2 separate regions of the Homo sapiens genome follow, and region 2 is linked to region 1. A link is a contact called in ENCODE Hi-C or POLR2A ChIA-PET data. All regions are on one chromosome and are shown on one strand. The core of a region is the stretch at or near the end of the contact, and the rest is flanking DNA. Distances in the headings are between cores, read along the strand shown.

What was found. A loop is a pair of places that touch in the nucleus more often than their neighbours do. ChIA-PET counts read pairs that join two places held with the same protein, here RNA polymerase II (POLR2A). Pooled maps may share reads with other maps.
Region 2: a loop to region 1 is called in a pooled map, with 2.8 times the contacts of the local background. The contact joins two enhancer-like sites. A Hi-C loop is called at or near these places in 1 of 168 maps with a recorded cell type or tissue (CD4-positive, alpha-beta memory T cell) and 7 of 50 pooled maps. POLR2A ChIA-PET finds 5 or more read pairs at or near these places in 4 of 52 experiments (CD8-positive, alpha-beta T cell, Caco-2, GM10248 and 1 more).

Annotation. Positions count from the first base shown.
Region 1 is chr1:183,955,442-183,958,243 of GRCh38, reverse strand. The region is part of intron 6 of COLGALT2 (collagen beta(1-O)galactosyltransferase 2); the gene reads left to right. Among named protein-coding and RNA genes, the nearest start is that of COLGALT2, 81 kb to the left of the region's middle. RefSeq lists a silencer at 2,248-2,412. Within about 2 kb of position 1,428, at least 5 of the 41 ENCODE cell types and tissues checked have a DNase peak (open chromatin) inside an H3K27ac peak, as active enhancers do.
Region 2 is chr1:183,872,533-183,875,334 of GRCh38, reverse strand. All of the region lies in intron 4 of RGL1 (ral guanine nucleotide dissociation stimulator like 1), which reads right to left. Among named protein-coding and RNA genes, the nearest start is that of RGL1, 69 kb to the right of the region's middle. Within about 2 kb of position 1,457, at least 3 of the 41 ENCODE cell types and tissues checked have a DNase peak (open chromatin) inside an H3K27ac peak, as active enhancers do.

The sequences.
Region 1 (2,802 bases), core at 179-2,678:
GGAGTTTTAGAAATCAGAGTTGAAGAATTTGAGTGAGGTGGGAGAAGGGTTATGACGACAATGACTAACACTTATTAAAAGCACTGTGCCCATCTCTTTTCATGTGATAACTCATTTAGTACATTAGAAGCTGCACAGAGAATTTGGGGATGTGCTGCCTTCGGGAGATGAATGACAGGAGGCCAGATCTTATAAAGATGTTAGATTTAAATGGTCTATAAAGCATGAGGAGATTACTCTTGCAAATTACAGCATAAGGTGATAGGAAGTCTCAGGTACCTGCTCTCAGTATTGACATTTTGAGACAACAGTACATCATGTAAAAATTATTAAGATAATTGGACTTGAAGTTATGTCTAAAACTGAGTTCCAGCTCTGCCAATCACTCAGTATTTGACCTTGGACAAGTCTACATCTGGCTTGGTCTCAGTTTCTTTATTTGTAAAAAAAAAAAAAAAAAAAAAACCACCACAAAAAAGTGAAGATAAAATTACATGGTGACTATGAAAACACCTAGCAACCTGTTAAGCCCTTAAATATAGTGTTGAGTGTGACTGTTACAGTTGAGAACAGAGCTGTGCGGCGGAAGATTATTTTGACAACAGTGAGCATGATTAATTAGAATAGGAAAGACTGAGAGCATGTAAGTGTTTGAAAAAAATCAAAAACAGCCCAGGCATAGTGGGTAAGGACCCAAGCTAGGCTGCAACAATGGAAGAAGTTCAGGAGAAATTATAGAGAAGAAGCGGTAGGATTTGATCCAAGTACAATCTATCATGTACTATTCCAGACATGACTGGGCTTAAATGAGCTACTCTGGACCCAGCCCAGTTGCCTGGTTGGCTAATACCAGTGGCCACCAAGGACTAGCTCTGGGGATGATGTGGAATGGGAATTAAGAGCTCCGGTAAAGGAGTAGGACCTAGGTTCAAATACCAGCTCTATCAGCTCTGTGATCTTGGGCAAGTTATTTAATGTTTGTTTCCTTGTCTATAAAAATAGAGACACTCATACATATCCCATGGTACATGTGAACATTAAATATATGTGATTATATATGTCAAGTATATATGTGACATATATATATATCACTCACAGAACTCTGGGTTCTGTGAGTGATAAGACCTCTGTAACAATGGCTGTAATTATTCACATTAGATCTTGAAACTATCCCGAAAGCAATGAAGCCCATTGTCCCAAGTGGCAGTACAGGGAAGGATTATTTCCAGGAAGGGATTTAATGAGAGACCAGATCAATTATGAAAGATGGAGTCAGAAATGACTACAAACAGAAGCCAGGATATACCTAACCTTCAAGTCTGTTGTCAGCAAAGATACATCCTTCTCCCCACAGACTAAGTTTCTTAGGTCTGACTCACTGTATCACTTCCTGTTTTCCTCTGTGGCTTACTGCTGCCTTCAGTGGCAAAACCCAAGCACACTTCTCTGATATTTTTGCTCAGTGATGACTTTCGGGAGCCAACCACTTGTGGCTTTTTTTTTGCAACACTTGTCCTGTGAATGCAATGACTGCCTATGTTTGATGGAAACAAAGTGGCTAAAAGCAGTCTCTTTGGCTGAAATGTTAAAGCCACACAGGCCATGTGAGTCCAAAGGAGACCAGCAGCCTAGAATGGGTAACTCAAAATATAACATCTTCCCAAGTCTCAGGCCCCAGGAGGGAGAGTGAGACAGCTCCTCAGACAATATCATGAACAGGAGGAAGCTGGTACATTAAGCTTCTTTCTCTTAAAAACCTAACCGTGTACCTGGTGGACCCTCCCTATTGATTTTAAAAGAAACTAATAAGGAGTGGAGTGGAGCAGAAAGGACCAGAATATTCTCGGCTGCTATTGGGAAGACAAAGACATGCACTGCATATGCACAGAAATATGACTGTAAGTGTCAAGTTTGAAGTAATGAGACCAGCTCTTGTGTTTGGCCTAAGAACTCTGTCTCACTACGTTCTAGAATTTCACATCATTCGCCAATAAGTAAAATTGGATGTCAGGATTTCTCTATAATATTTCAGTGAAGTTAAACAGATCATACCCTTTGGACAGTATCTCAGGATGGGCAAAGTTATGCTGGAATATAAAAATCTGATTGGCTTCATACAACAATGGCTTATTTCTTGCTATCCAAGTCTGCAGAGCAGGTGTCTTTCCTGGGAGCTGCCCTTCATGTGTTGATGCAATGTTCCAGGCTGCTTCCAATTCACATCTGCTATCCATATCCACACATGCCGCTATGAGCACAGTGGTGGGACCAAGGGCAGTGTCGGGGGAGCCCTTGGAGAGTGGAGCAGCAGCACCACACTATAAACTTTCCCCAGAAAGTCATATAGCCCTGAGTAACTTCAAGGGCAAGAGAGTGTATTCCTCTCCTGTGCCTGGAATAGAGGTGAACAGATACGTTACAGTAGTCATGGCCATTACCCATAGTTCTTTCAACAACCCAGTTACCAGCTATCATTTTAAATTTTCTTTGTATTATCCCTTTAAGGAAAATCAAATGAGGACTTTGAATTTGTATAATACTAAACATTCTTCGAGGACTTTGAATTTTTATAATACTAAACATTCTTCAAGGCCTTTTCAGGTTTCTTAACCAATATTACTTCCAAACTTTAAAATACATAGTTTGCAAAGGAAGCTTTTTTAGAGTATCAAATAAATAAAACTTTCATTATTGAAGAAGTAGTGTCACTCCCAGCTGGAATCTTCCCATTAGACATGGGCCAGCTCTCTGTGGTTAGATCCTGTTAAAGCAATGGACCTTTTGCGCACCCACACCTAAACC
Region 2 (2,802 bases), core at 208-2,707, 83 kb after region 1:
CTCTATAATTGGTCAAATGTTTAATACAAATTTTTTCAGGTATGAAGTCACCTCTCCCATGATGTGTAACTTCTGAGCCAAGAAATAGGATTACCGTGACAAAAAGAATAACACTATCCATCTAGAGTTCTTTTCTCTCCCCAGCAATCTATTTGAAATAATAATTTTTTGTACTTAATCATCAGCAGAAAATAAGACATGGAACCATTTTTCAAAAGCAGCAAAATGTTTTTCTATTTTAATACATTCTCTGAGAACTGGATCTTGTCTTCGCTGCAGATAATGAAAAGGTAAGAAGATTTACGCAGACGGTGGGCCTTTCAAGCAATGAAGTAACTTCTGCCAAGCTCTGAGGGCAGGATCTAATACACTTTGTCCTTCAAGAACTGAAGCCTAAGTCAACCTTGACCCTGACTCTGGGCCGGACCCTCCACCTTGTTCTCCTAATCATAGAACAGTTTTGCTCTGTTTCAGGGAAGGTTGCCAGATAGAAGCTGCCTCTGAGACCTCCAGCTAGATGATTTTCCTGATGAGAAGGAACAAAGAAAGATACAAAGCTTTCCTCTTTGTTTTTTTCCTGGAAAGGATGAAAATATTATTATCTGGACTTGTCAAGGTTGTCCTGCGTTGCTTTTTTACACTTTACATTGTCACATTTCAGTGCTGTTGGTAAACAGGGATTCAAATACTAGGAGGAGACGTGAAAGAGAGATTGAGAAAAGACCAGGGAAATAATGCCAACAAAGCCAGAGTCAGATTTAAGCACTAAGAAGGCAAGGGCAACGCAGGGACTATGGGGAAGGGAGAGAAGAGAAAAAAAAAAACCTCCACGGCAAGAAGGAGGAAGAAAAAGATTATGAAAGGAAGACATACAGAAAGACAGTAAATGTGAGTGGGAGAGGGCCCGGAGTAGGATGGATAAGCCTGAAGCCAATTACCCAAAGTCAAGGTTATTTACACACCTGTCTTTCATTCCCAAGCTAAGTACTTAAGAGAAATATTTTCATTTTTATCAGAGGAAAAATAGTAAAGGTCATGCAGCACAGAGGTTAAGGCCTCGGTTAAATCCCAGCTCTTTCATTTATTCACTGTGTAGCCTTGGACATGTTCCTTAACCTACGCCCCAGGTTCCTCCTCTGTAAAATAAGAATAATAAAACATAATCATTATGAGGATTTAACAAGTATGTACAGTACTTAACACAGGGACCATTCCTACTAAGTAGTCAATAAATTCTAGCTATTATTAGAAAAGGACATCGCCAGTCACCAAAATTATCTTTCAAGGACCTCAATAACTCATTCCCCACAGTCCAAGAAGGGAGTTTTCATGTTATAAATAGAACTCTATTGAAAAAAATGGCTAAGGCCTTCTATAGTTTTCACCACTAGAACTGAGTTTCCGTTGGTAGTGACAGATGCTACGAGGCACAAGGAACAGGAAGCAGGTTCTCCTTTGATGGGCCTAATTTGGTCTTGTTTCCTCACATTCTTCAACCCATCTCCTTCCCCAGGAAAAAGGTCTAGCTTCCACATTTCTAACAGCTGTGTGCGAACCTTGCTCAGGGTGTTCATTCAATAATAAAGCAACAGCCAGGCAAAACAGCATAGAGCAATGGAAATAATGACAAAAGATCTCAGAATAATAACAATCTAAAACATTAGTCACAACAATGATATTGTAATCTAGTTCTTCATGTACTTCCGCAGTCTTATTATGGTGATATAGGCAAATGCGGAGAAAAATCTTGAGTATCCGAGATCCCAATGCTCTTCTATAAATGGCATGCCTGGGCTTCCCACCCAGGTCTTGGAGTCAGTTGGACGGGAGTTCAAATATCAGACCTGTCACTTAACCACCTGCCTGATCTTAGTCAAAACACATAACTTCTCTGAAGCTTCACTTTATATCCTATAAAGTGAGGACAATATCTCAGCATATTTGTGATGGTTGAAGAAGACACAAATATAAAGTACTTAGCAGAATGCCTTGTAAGCATACCACAAATTGTAGCCAATGGTGGTGGCAAGGGCAGTGTCATCATTTTCTTTGTTTACAATGCTGTGCAGGGAATCAAACAATACAGTCTAATTGTGATGTCTGTTTTCCTTTCTAAAAGAGACATTCTTTAATGTAGAAAACCCTAGGAGATACTCGTATGATTGATCTGTCTTCTTTTTGAGCCATTGATTATCAATGTTGTTTTATTCTTCCTCAACTATTAGAACATCAGTTTCTGCTCAGGGCTTTCTACCCATGTCCCTAAAATGCAGACTTGACTTAGAATGCTAATGACTTGTAAAACTATGGTTTTTATTCTTCTTTGTCCTGTAGGGATATTTTAAAGACAATACCAGACTCTTCGATATGGCATATCACTTCTTCATTTCTTTTGTTTCACTTTAAAAAAAATTCCTTTCACATTATAACTTTTAATTCTTCTAAATTGGAGTTTTAAATCTTGTTTTTGCTGTTCTTCACCCCTCCTCCTTTTCCCCATTTTTGTTATAATCACTCCAATTAATTTCAATTGCCTTCTTAGGGCATCTGAATTTGCAGGAATGAATATTGATTGCAAACTCTCTGGGAAGATTTTTTAACTTTCCACTGTGAAGTTTCTGAGGCAGTAATGTAACACAGCCAACTTCCTTTAACTCCTTTCCTTTCTCTTTAAAGTGTATCCGATGTCTTGGATTACTACTATTTACATGATCCTTTACCAGTGACTGAAATCTGGTGTCACTGTTTACAACTTCTGGGAAAAGATTACAAGAACAATATACGTATCTTCTGAATATGTGG